Regions from separate parts of the Homo sapiens genome. Here region 2 is linked to region 1. Evidence: chromatin contacts called from ENCODE Hi-C or POLR2A ChIA-PET data. All regions are on one chromosome and are shown on one strand. The core of a region is the stretch at or near the end of the contact, and the rest is flanking DNA. Distances in the headings are between cores, read along the strand shown.

Evidence for each region. Hi-C counts contacts between places; a loop is a spot of excess contacts on that map. ChIA-PET counts read pairs that join two places held with the same protein, here RNA polymerase II (POLR2A). Pooled maps may share reads with other maps.
Region 2: a map with no recorded cell type shows a loop between it and region 1 (5-fold over the local background). The contact joins two enhancer-like sites. A Hi-C loop is called at or near these places in 3 of 37 single-sample maps with no recorded cell type and 4 of 50 pooled maps. POLR2A ChIA-PET finds 5 or more read pairs at or near these places in 2 of 52 experiments (activated CD4-positive, alpha-beta T cell and activated CD4-positive, alpha-beta memory T cell).

What each region holds. Positions count from the first base shown.
Region 1 is chr18:44,706,996-44,710,155 of GRCh38, forward strand. All of the region lies in intron 2 of SETBP1 (SET binding protein 1), which reads left to right. Among named protein-coding and RNA genes, the nearest start is that of SETBP1, 28 kb to the left of the region's middle. Within about 2 kb of position 1,641, at least 9 of the 41 ENCODE cell types and tissues checked have a DNase peak (open chromatin) inside an H3K27ac peak, as active enhancers do.
Region 2 is chr18:44,907,730-44,910,889 of GRCh38, forward strand. The region is part of intron 3 of SETBP1 (SET binding protein 1); the gene reads left to right. Among named protein-coding and RNA genes, the nearest start is that of MIR4319, 61 kb to the right of the region's middle. Within about 2 kb of position 1,627, at least 2 of the 41 ENCODE cell types and tissues checked have a DNase peak (open chromatin) inside an H3K27ac peak, as active enhancers do.

The sequences.
Region 1 (3,160 bases), core at 391-2,890:
CCTCTGCTAACTGTTTTACATTACTCACCTTATCTGTTAGTCCTCATAACAATGCTGCCAGGCAGATCTTATTTATTTACAGGAACTTGAGGCTCAGATTGCTTCAAAGGAGGAGGAGCTGGAAGGGGCGAGGTTTTCCTATGAAGCCAATTCTATTAGACTCCAAGCAAATGTGTATTCCAGTCCCTTAGTTGCCACACCCTATAAAAGTAAAGGATTTCTGAAAGGTGAGGATCACTAGAGTGTTTTTTCCATACTTTCTCATATAGCTGGGGTGGCACAAGCATAATCTGCCACATTTTCCCTAATTCTAAGTTTTCCATGGTTTTGAGAGAGTGTTCAAAGCTCACTAGTTAAAGCCCTATTTTTTTATTCATTGTACTTACAAATTTTATTTGCTTTTGACAAAAATACAACTTCTATTTCATTTCTTTGGATTTAATTTTTCCTCCTCTCCAGTTCTATTGGGAGATCTTATTTCCTCCTGTTGCAAGGACTTCAACCTTATACCCATCAGGTGCCTGCCATGGTCCTAGAAGCACATTCAGGATTTGTCTTGGTCTAGACCGTCATCATATGCCTAGGGAAAGACTCTTGTATTCCGTCCTGAGCATTCACAATCTGCTTTTGAGAAGCCAAATAAATCATGCACTTATTTCCTCCTTACACAAAGAGCAAACACACAAAGTATGGATAGGAAAAAAGTTTCTTAGGTGTTGTTGATGGGAAGAGAGGTTGGCATTAGATTGCAGAGAGCAATGAATGTCAAATAAACGAGTTTGGATTTAATTCTGTAAGTAGCAGGGGTGCTCACAGGGCTTTGAATCAGGGAGAAGGAACGGTTGCAGGGGTGCTGGGGAACTTGCTGAGAGTGACTCTGTGTAGAGGAGCTTAAAATGGGAGACATGAAAGGGGAGCCTTTTGGTAACACAGTTTTCAGCAAGGAGAGATTGGTCTAGGGTTCTTCCCTTTTCCTGGCATGTCCTGAGAAGCACATTTCTCTCTTGACCTTTAATGGTTGTAGCAATTTCGTTTACACGTGGGTGAGGAGGGGTCTATGAGAGGAGGTGTTTGGCAGAGGGTGAGGGGTGGCTTGCTTTGCCAAGGGTGCAGGTTGCCTAACCTCTGGCTGCTGCACCCATGGTTTTCTTCTCCTCCACACAAGTGGGTGGCTCAGAGAGCCTTCTACCCTCCTGGTGGTTCAAGTGTCCTTCCCTTGCCATCCTATTTTGTCAGCACTTTCTCTGGTCACTCCCAAGTGTACTGCTTTACAGAAGACTTGGCCTCTCTTCTTCTGGGGGTGGGAATGTGGTGTTTCAAACTCCTGGGAGTATGAGCTTCTTCCTCCACAACACCCTCATCCTGACTTGGAGATGAGGTCTCCATAGCATTTCTACACAAGAGGTTGAATTTCCCCTCTTGTTTCATTTTAGTTTTTGTCTCCTGAGATTTAAAAACATTTTTAAGTACCACATTTCTATGTATTCATTAGAATGCCTGGAAATTTTGTTTCCTGATAGATTTCTCTCTGATTATGTTGTAGCTAAAGCAGCAGGGAAGGTGGGGAACGACCTTTTCTGCAGGGCAGCAGGGAGCATTGGACATGTCAGCTGAAAGTGTGAGGGAAAGAACCTTGGCCTTGGAGATGGGGAGCCCTGGGCACCGGCTCTGCCTCTGTGACTCACAATCACATTCGGCCAGCATACTTTACCTCCCTGCTTCTCAGCTTCTACATGTTCAAAAAAAAGAAAAGAAAAGAAAAGAAAAGAAAAAGATGAAGAAGAAAAACAAAGCAGCATTTTCCCTCTGAGGTCTTGTTTCTGTTCTATAATCTAGAAACTTTAAGGGCCATTCTGTTTCATCAGCAGGGCAAGTGTTTCTCTTTAAGAACGCTCATTACTATAAACAGATTTTTGACCTCTGTTTGGACCCACTGTTCCGTCATCAAATTGTTTCCTTTTAGCCCGAAATGTCAAAAGATCTAAAATCATGGGAGCAAGGGTCAGAGTTGAGCTTAAAATGTGGTGATTTACCAAACTCGTGTTCCGTAAATATATTTTGGGAATATTTGGTTATCCCTCAACCCCGTCTTCTATTTTTCTCTTTTTTTCTTCCTGTGTTTGGGATTCTCTGGGGGTTTAAAACATGTAGCTTGGCTGTTTCCTCCTGGTTTGGTGTTCTCTTGTTTGTTTTTTTCTCTTTGGACCCCCCCAAGGAAGGTTTTTTGGTGAATTCTATGCCATTGAAAATGCATCTGGCAGAGTAACCAGCAAAAACTGTGTTCTGTTCAGACAGAAAGTCATTTATTCTCTGAAGCATGGCTGGTGTGCTCTGTATGTGAAATTCTAGATGAGGAGTACAGGGTCTATTAGAAAGAGCCTCCACTCTGGAAGTGGATTAGAACTCAGATACCCTGATTCCAGGAACATGGTCTCTCTGCCTCTGGACAGAGACAGCCTGCATAATCTTAGGCAAGACTTAACCTCTTGAAACGTTTCCTGACAGTTGGAAAATCAGGGATAACAGCAGCCCCTCCTTGTTGATGTCACTGTGGTGAGGTTGAAGTTGTCCGTTGGACACTTAGGACAGCCCTTTGCTTAGTATGTCCTGCTCTCATTGCTGTTTGGCATCTCTCCCTGCGGACCATCCATAGGAGCTTCCTTAGTTGAGGCACAGAGTGGGCACACAGTGATCTGCAGTGGTGCTGGGCACTTGGGAGGCCTGGGCTGTGTTGAATTATGTTAGCTGGGGGGCAGCACCAGTGCCTGATGTCTGATGCCTGGAGAAACTTCTATTAGTTGAGCATATCACTAATGATTTTTTTTTTTTTTTTTTTTGGTGTTGGTGGTAGGAATTGCTATACGGATTTATTTAGAGATAGTTCAAAGGTCTTTTATCTCTGTGGTCATTTATCTGCCAAACCGGGATTACTGCTGAGCACAAAGGATGACTCAAAATGAAAGTTTCAAAGCAGTGTCAAAGGAACCATCAAGTGGGGTTCAGCTGGCGGCTGCTACTCTTCCAGCATTTGCAAAGTCGGCCCCTCTTCCTCATCGTTGCAATTTTACATCCTCAAAAAGTCCTCTCATTGCTACATTGCTAGTTGACCCGCAGTTATATTTCCTTTTTTTCTTTTTAATAAAAGGCAAGAGAAACAATC
Region 2 (3,160 bases), core at 377-2,876, 200 kb after region 1:
TATGTGTTCTGGATAGAAGTCTTTATCAGATATGTGACTTGCAAAATTTTCCTTTTATTGTATGAGGTGTCTTTTCACTTTCATGCCAGTGACCTTCGAAGCATAACTTTTTATTAAGTTTAATTTATTATTTTTCTTGTTCCTCATGCTTTGGTGTCATATCTGGGGAGGGTTTGCCTAACCAAAGGTCAAAAAATATACTCATGTTTTCTTCTAAGAAATTGATAGCTTTAGCTCTTGCCTTTAGGTTTATGATCCACTTTGAATTTATTTGGTGTATTGTAGAAAGCAGGGCTCCAGCTCTTCTTCTTCCTCCTCCTCCTTCTTTTTTATTTTTTATTTTTTTTTTGAGACAGAGTCTTGCTCTGACACCTGGGCTGGAGTGCAGTGGCGTGATCTCAGCTTACTGCAACCTCCGCCTCCCGGGTTCAAGTGATTCTCCTGCCTCAGCCTCTTGAGTAGCTGGGATTACAGGCGCCCACCACCATGCTCATCTAATTTTTGTATTTTTAGTGGAGACAGGGTTTCACCAACTTGGCCAGGCTGGTCTTGAACTCCTCACGTCGCCACCTCGGCCTCCCAAAGTGCTGGGATTACAGGTGTGAGCCACCACACCTGGCCCCTCCTCCTTTTCTTCTTTCTCCTTCTCCTTCTTCTTCTCCACTTTCTTCTTTTGCATGTGTATATCAGCTTTTCCCAGCACTATTTATTTATTGAAAAGACTTATTCCCCATTATATTATATTAGCACCCATGTCAAAAGTCAATGAGCAATAAGTATCAGGGTTTATTTCTGGACAATCAGTTCTGTTCTATTGATTTATATGTCTTTTCTTATGCCAGTGTCACACTCTTGACTGCAATAGCTTTGTAGAAATTTTAAAATTGGGAAGTGTGAGTCCTCCAACCTTGTTCTTTTTCAAGATTGTTTTGGCTATTCTAGGTCCATGGCATTTCAATATGAATTTTAGGGTCAACTTGTCAATATCTGTAGAAAGGCTCTCCTAGATTTGTTAATGCTCTCCTAGATTTGCTAAGCCTCAATTTTCTCACGTATTTAAAAAGATTGGTAATTCATGTCCTGTAGAGTACTTGTGAAGCCCCCCAAAATATAACTCTGCTTTAAATGTTTAAAATACTAATTTCAAATCCACATTTTATATTGTTTATCTCATTTTATAAAATTCAACCAATTTTAATCCTCATTTTCAGAAAAATATATTTTTGCCATATTTATTAACCTAGCATTGTCATCATCACACCTCTGGACTCACTGAAAACTGTGACCTTTCCCAGCTTACACAAGGACCAGATTGGTTCTACTGCCAGGTACCTGTGTTAGAATTGAAGAATTCTAGATGTGTAAAGGAAAATGGCCTCACCTACCTTAAGGTGGGATGTGGTTACTCTCAGAAAGGTGAGAAGGAAGGAGCAATTGAAAGGAAGGATGAGTAAGGAGAAATGGGGAACTTCTTTAACTGCTGGCAGTGTGTAGAGAATTAGACTGAAAGTGGCTTGTCTTCAGAGGCTGGTATCTGGAGGGCAAGGCCGAGGAGAAAATGTGTTCCTGCTTGCTACTCCACCTCTAGCTGGAAAGCCCCATTATTTGAATGGACCAGAATCCAGTAATCCAGTTTGTAGGTGTCTGCTCGGCTGTCATTTGTTCTCCTGGCTGACTGCAAATATAACTCAGAGTGATGAAGATTACAAGGAAGAGTATCTTGGCCAAGGTCCAAGGCTCTGAGGTTTTCTCATTCAGTCTGTCCTCTGAACTTAGGAGGGAGTATCGTACCAATTCTGCTGCTAGGCTCAGAGTAGTCTAAAGCAGAAAGCAATCAAACCACAGCTTTTTCTCTTCTCCTGTCCCAACTATTTATAGTAACCGATGCTACTGTCACAGTTATCTTAGCTCACGTTCACTGAAAGTAAGACCTTATGCTATGCATTACCTTCATATGAAGTCAGCACAGTTATTATTATCCTGATTCTACAGATGACAAAACCAAGGCACAGACAGGTTATGTATTTTGTCAAAATTATAAATATTTAAAGGGGAGTATGTCCAGGATTGATCCGAGACGTACCATGCTATACCATGTCAACCCTCTTCTGTTTCTTGTCTCTGTAGCTCAAATAGCATTTTCTCAATTTGGCTATACTTGGAGAATCACAGAATTAGCTTACAACCCTCAGGAATTAAGACTCTTAAGAGCAGTGGCCTAATTTCATTTCTTCAAGGAAGCACCTTCCAAGATTCCGTAGATTACACTATGGTTTCTTGTCTATGAATTCCTATTGCATTCTTTCAAGAAGTCAGCACCTGAGTCCATAACTATCGGATGGGTGTTTCTGAAGGCTGAGAACTGCCCGCCGTCTGGGTTACTGGCATCATTGACAATGCCGAGACATGCCTCTTCCTCTCTGAGATTGTTGTTAACTGGAGCAGGAGGTTCTCACTAAAAACATGCCGACTCCCTCCTATGGCCTTCATGATGTAACCATCATACACATTGCTGCTGTTCTATAATAATAGGTCACCATTCAGGGACAAACAGCAATGACTGACTCATTCAAGAGATGGCGAAGGGGTGAGCGGAGGGATGACCAGGTAAAGAAAGGTGTTTTTTAGCATTTTTCCTTACCTCAGAGCTCCATTGAAACCAAATCTGGATTGACCTGATTTTCCAAACCTTTATGTCTTTGATGGAGTCAGGAAGATGAAAGAAGCTGTTGTCTGTACAACCTATTTCCCCTTCTGTGAGTTGAACTGAATTGAAACTGCTCCATGTTTATCAAAGATCAGGCAAAGATATGAGCAATGTCCTGATGTCAGTGATACGGGCCAGTGTCCTGCCCATGGTCAGCATCCTGGGTCTCCATTATTGGAAGGCCTTAACATCTTCATGAGCAACCCTTTTCTTCCCCCAGAGGAAACTAAATTTCTTGCCCTGTCATACTAAAAACCTAGAGGGGGTTTTATCTATTTTACTTTGTTTTGTAAGCGTACATAAGAACTCCTGATTTCATTTTATGTTGTTAATAGTGGGTAGGGTTGTTTCTACTTTTAGCTCTCCTCTAGTGCCTCCCCACAGGGAAATCAGCCTCTGGTCCCTCCATGTGTTCAAGTGTACAGGCCTCTGGTTGCCCCCTGCCCCTCACAC